Regions from separate parts of the Homo sapiens genome. Here region 1 is linked to region 2. Evidence: chromatin loops called from intact Hi-C (ENCODE). Cell type or tissue: heart left ventricle. All regions are shown on one strand. Links, peaks and the distances in the headings refer to the core of each region. The heading gives the core; the rest is flanking DNA.

The links. Hi-C counts contacts between places; a loop is a spot of excess contacts. Peaks named below come from ENCODE experiments on the same cell type or tissue, not always from the same donor. Only the 100,000 strongest peaks of a DNase experiment are listed, where the experiment ranks them.
Region 1: a loop joins it to region 2, with 2.0 times the contacts of the local background. A loop is called at or near these places in 3 of 110 quality-filtered maps.

What each region holds. Positions count from the first base shown.
Region 1 is chr7:112,013,283-112,016,199 of GRCh38, reverse strand. The region is part of intron 1 of DOCK4 (dedicator of cytokinesis 4); the gene reads left to right. Among named protein-coding and RNA genes, the nearest start is that of DOCK4, 190 kb to the left of the region's middle. In heart left ventricle, for the core only: no CTCF peak of the experiment used is centred there; no DNase peak of the experiment used is centred there.
Region 2 is chr7:111,952,186-111,955,102 of GRCh38, reverse strand. The region is part of intron 8 of DOCK4 (dedicator of cytokinesis 4); the gene reads left to right. It also overlaps the pseudogene RNA5SP237. Among named protein-coding and RNA genes, the nearest start is that of DOCK4-AS1, 150 kb to the right of the region's middle. RefSeq lists an enhancer at 2,490-2,917. In heart left ventricle, for the core only: a CTCF peak has its summit at 1,271 (motif pointing left); a DNase peak (open chromatin) is centred at 344; H3K27ac peaks cover 602 bases.

The DNA.
Region 1 (2,917 bases), core at 135-2,634, 61 kb before region 2:
ATATGGGAAGAGACTAAGAAAATGTAACAACTAAATGTGCAATCCTGGACAGGACAAAGATGACATTAGTTGGACAAGTGGTGAAATTTGCATATGAACTGGAGAATAGTTAATAGTATAAGTTATGGTTTAAATGTTTTTGTCCCCTCCAAAACTTATGTTGAAATGTAATCCTTTTAAAAACTCAGGTGTTGCCAAAAAGACAGTATTAAGAGGTGGGACCTTAAGAAATGATTGGACCATGGGGACTCCTCCCTTGTTAATGGGATTAAGGCCCTATTCAAAGAGGCTTCAGGCTGTGTTTGGGTAGTTTACACTCATGTTCTTCGTCCTTCCACCATGTGAAGACAAAGCAGAAAGGCTCTTAGCACAATGCCAGTACCTTGATCTTGGACTTGCTAGCTTCCAGAACTGTGAGAATTAAATTTCTTTATAAATTACCCAGCCTGTGATATTCTGTTACAGCAGCACAAAATGGACTAAGACAGTATATTTTTTCAACATTAACTTCCTGGTTTTGGTAAATGTACTATATTTATTTAAGAGCTTCACATTTGCTGAAGCTTATTTAAGAATATATCTTTATACTATTTGTGTTACTTTCTTCTTTTCTTTCCTTCTGTTACCAGAAAGGGGTCCTGATCCAGACCCCAAGAGAGGGTTCTTGGATCTCAAGCAAGAAAGAATTCAGGGCAAGTCCACCGAGCAAAGTGAAAGCAAGTTTATTGGAGAAGTAGAGATAAAAGAATGGCTACTCCATAGACAGAGCAGCCCTGAGGGCTGCTAGCTGGCTATTTTTATGGTTATTTCTTGATTATATGCTAAACCAAGAGTGGATTATTCTTGGAGTTACCAAGGAAAGGGATGGGCAATTCCCAGAACTGAGGGTTCTTCCCCTTTAGACCATGTAGGGTAACTTCCAGATGTTGCCATAACATGTGTAAATTGTCCTGGTGCTGGTGGGAGTGTGTTTTAGCATGCTAATGCATTATAACTAGCGTATAATGAAGTGAGGACCACCAGAGGTCAGTTTCGTTGCCATCTTGGTTTTGGTGGGTTTCAGTTCTTTACCACATCTTATTTTATCAGCAATGTCCTAATGACCTGTATTTTAGCCCTGCCAACATCCTAATTCATCCTATGACTAAGAATGCCCAACCTCCTGGGAATGCCACCCAGTAGGTCTCAGTCTTATTTTTCCCAGCCTCTGTTCAATATGGAGTCACTCTGGTTTGAATACCTCTGACAATTCTTCTTTCTTCCTTTCTTTTCTTCCTTTTCTCTTTCTTCCTTTCGAGACAGGATCTCACTCTGTTTCTCAGGCCGGAGTGCAGTGGTGTGATCATAGCTCACTGCAGCCTGGAACACCTGGGCTCAAGCAATCCTTCTACCTCAACCTCTTGAATAGCCAGGACCACAGGCACACACCACCACGCCTGGCTTATTTTTGTAACTTTCTTATAAATCTGAAATTAATTCAAAATTAAAAGTTAAAAAAAGGCAGTGGGCTTAATTTTTTTCCACATAAGAATAATAGAACTAACTATAAGTGTATCTGTTTGCTGTGTACATTTAAAAATCTCTGGCAATATAAAACACAGAGGTGTAGAACTCTGTGAGGTGTAGAAGGAGAACTAGCCTGAAAGCAGACCTCAGCACATGTGAGTCATGGTTTTGAGAATGCTTTTTGGTAGGAGAGTACATCAGCACTTTAAGATGGTGTGTGTTGGGGCTGGGTCCCTATCTTCCAGTTCGCTTTTGTGGTATTTGCTGAACAATTAAGAGATCCTCATTTCTAGGTGCTCTGCTGGTTGGAATACTAGTCCCTTCCTTAAAGATGTGTTTAGTCTTATTGAGGTAACAAAATTCCTACCGATGGTAGAAATTGATAAATTTGATAAAAACTAATAAAATGGATTAAATGCGCATAAAAGAAGTGCTAATTGAATGACCAAGTGACAAAATCCAAGCACCTGAAGAGTTGTCCATCTACACATTCTGAACTGTGTTTTGTAGCAAACAGAAAACGTAGGAAACTTCTTTCTCATGACTTAATAACTCAACACCAGTGCAAAGTGTTATCTTCACCATTGTATTCCCAGTGCCTAGCACAATACTGGCACATGGAGAGTAACCATTAAATATTAATTTAATAAATAAGTCAACTGCACACCTTGGTGATTTCATCCCATTATATATTTAACTGACACTTGTTGAGTACCCACTAGGTGTCATGCATTGTGCCGGGTATTGGGAACATAAAGGAGCCGCAGAAGTAGAGGTGGTGAGTGAGTATAATCAGTGTTGGAGGGACGTAAATGGGATTGGTGTGGTGGAGTTAGGGTACAGGCTAAGCCTTCCTTGAGGATGGAGGGACTTAAAGGGGATTGGTGCAGTGGAGTTAGGGTACAGACTAAGCCTTCCTTGAGGATGTCAGGCCTCTGAGCCGAAGCTCAGCAGTTGTAACCCCTGTGACTTGCAAAAGCTTTATTGCTCATACAAAACCTGTTTGCTGGTCTCTTCACATGGACACGTGTGACCGAGGAGGATGCTTGCGTTGTTTTGAAGAAGACCTGTTAAGGGGACAGGAGTAAGAGGCCCACATGTCAAGTGGAGGGAAAAGCAATGGGAAAGGCATAGATAAGAGAGGTTCAGTGGGACTGTTGAGTGGGGAGTTGTAAAGGGTGAGATTGGAAAACTATGCAGGAGCTAGATTTTGAAAGAACTTTGGACTTTGTTCCTCTATTTCTCCGTTGAACTGTTCACTGGCTCCCCTATCTCCTTGAGAAATAGTTTTTGACTAGGTGTCAATGGCCAGAGCCGGTAAAAATTGGTATTTGTTCAAAATTGGAAATTGGCTTAGTCATCAGAGCAAAAGGGGGAGTAATTGTAAGAATTTAGACTTTGACTTCTTCTG
Region 2 (2,917 bases), core at 157-2,656:
AGATACCAGGCGTACATTGCCTGTTTTCTGGTATACATGACTATCATAAAACAGTCAGCAATTCTGATTAATTAAGACTAGGGCTTTTGGGTAAAAACAGTGGTCCTTTAACATGGCTGGGCTTTAAACAAACAGGAAGCTTTTAGGTCCATCCTGACCCAGTCAATCAGGATCTCCAGGGTGGGGCCTGGGCTTTATACAGCTCACCAGGAGAATATTGTACACAATCAGGTTGGTGCGAGGCTCTTTGTATCGGTTCGAACCCTGAGAGCACGCCAACAAACAACACAAGGCAGTGTGGAGCAGTACCCTGTTTTAATGAGCGCCTGGGTGCAGACAGGCCGAGGCCTAAAATGGCATCAGCCCCATGTGAGGACGGGGCAGGGGTTTTATAGCCCTCTGTAAACAGGAAGTGTCCCAGTCTGACATGACAGCTACGTAGTACCCGGACAGTCTCCCTCTCCATCTTCAGGGGGTATGTGTCTTCCGGCCACCTCTCTTCCTGCTTCTGCTATCTTGCTGACGCACGCTGCTGGGTCTTGCGCCTTGGGACTGGGCCTGAGGAGGGAGGAGTTATTCATTCCCTTAAGCTTTCAGGCCCTGGGGAGAATCTTTCAGTTGGGAACCACTGAATTAGAAGGCCCTTGGGTCTCTTCTGTTTACCACTGATCATTCCCTGTACATAGGGCATCTATTCGAATGTCCTTCATCTCTGCCATCATAAGCACCAAAGCCCCGTAGTCCAGCGGCCACTGCAGAACTGCCAGCACACCTTCCAGCTGCTTCCCAAAGTATCTTGCCTGGACAGAGGTAGCACTGGTTTCTTGGGGGCATAAATAGAGCAATTTATAGTGCGGCCTGAGCTTTTCTGAATTGTCCTTTGTTATTCTAGGCGAGACCACAGTAACAGCTCTCTTCACAGTTTTGGGAAGGAAAATAATTTTTTCTTTAACACTCATACATTCTTAGTTGGAATGGTCCTCTTTATCAAAAGACAAATTAAAAAGAGAAAAACAGAAGTTTACTAACATGTATATTTCATACATAAATGAGATATATTAATACATAGGGAATGAGAAATTCTCAAAGAGGTGGCTTTGAATTCCAGCTTATATAGTGTCTTCAAGAAAGAACAGTACATTTTGGAGAAATGACAAGACCAAACAGGACTTGAAGTCTCTAGGGAGGCAACTTCTAGGAAGGCAAATAACTGGCAGACAAAGGCTAGTTGATAAAGAGTGTTGGTAGGGATACCTCTGGTGCCATCTCCAGGCCTGTAACGTTTAAAATTGTCATCTGTGGTTAACCTTTGTTCTCCCTGGTAGAAGAAGGGGCAGGCCCATGACCATGCCACCCTGAATGTGCCTGATCTTGTTTGATCTCAGAAACTAAGCAAGGCCAGGCCTGTTAGTACTTACATGGTCTAAGAGAGGCAAGATTCTTTTTGTTTTTGTAAATCTATGCATTGCCTTTAGGCAATTAGAGGGAAGGCAGAGAGCTTTACAGCACCTACTTCTTAATTGCCTTTAGCTCAACAATTCTTATGCCAAAGAAGTATATTTTGGGGTGCCGTATTCTGGTCTCCCACAGCAGATTATTGGACATATCTTACACTGTTAGGCAATCAGAAAACATTTGACAGAATGCAGGAGAAGCAGTGAAATAGAAACAATTCAGATCACCTTACGTTTGTATTCTATTGCCTTTTAGGGAGAGGCTCTAGGGTCAGCACTGCACCCTGGAACCATCCTCTTAGCTCTTCTCATTATTCCTTCGTCCATCTTACCACCCCTTAGCTTCTGGTGTGTCTCCCTTCACACCTACTCAGTGTAGAATGGGTATTAATTGTTATCCTCACACTCTTCAAACAGCGTAGTTAATTTTTTTTTTTTTTAAGACAAGGTCTCATTCTGTTATCCCAGATATCAGCTCATTGCAACCTCTGCCTCCTGGGCTCAAGTGATCCTCCCACCTGTGTCTCCTGAGTACTTGGGATCACAGGCATGCACCACCCCACCGGGCTAATTTTTTAAATTTTTTGTAGAGACAAGGTTTCACCCTGTTGCCCAGGCTGATCTTGAACTCCGAGGCTCAAGTGATCTGCCTGTTTCTGCCTCCCAAAGTGCTGGGATTTCAGGCGTGAGTCACTGTGCCCAGATTAGCATAGTTCAATTTAAGACAAATGACTGCTTTTTCAGATATGCTACATGGGATTTTTGTTTTTGTTTTTGTTTTTGTAAAATTGGTTTGAGTATAAAAAAAATGACAGTTGTTTTTCCAATTAGTTTAATAGAACATGACCGTCTAAATGTGTTCTCTGTTGTTATTGTTCTTCTTGGAGACCATAAATCTATTTCAATGATATTTAACTGTTGAAAATTATTTTACAAGCGTTCTTTGTAATTTTTTGTGGATTGATTAGCTTGCTAATCTTTCTCACAACATGTTTCAACCGAAGATATTACCCAGTCATATATTTTTGGATAAAAGTACATGTTGTGTAACTTTCATGCTCATTGAATCACTAGACAGTTTTACTTCTTATGTGAGGTGAACTATAAAAGTGATAAATATAAATCCATGCAGAAAGATAGAACAATTTTTATGTGAAATATAAAAATATATTTCATGTAAAATGTCAAAATTTTTGATATTGGCCTTCCCAACTGAAGGGTTACTTCTACTGAGTGGTTTACAAGGAGGCACAGAGGACAGAAGCATCCTACTGAGAAACAGAAGAGAAGCCATCAGGACCTTCAGATCCCTACTGTGCCTCCTATATTATTTGCATGACCAGGAAGAACATTTCTACCACACTATGCTGTGAAACACACTTGTCATCATTAGAGGTCTTTTTGAGTACATCAGAATATCAGTAGTTCAACTGAGCAGTTGGTCACAGGTGTAATTTCCATAA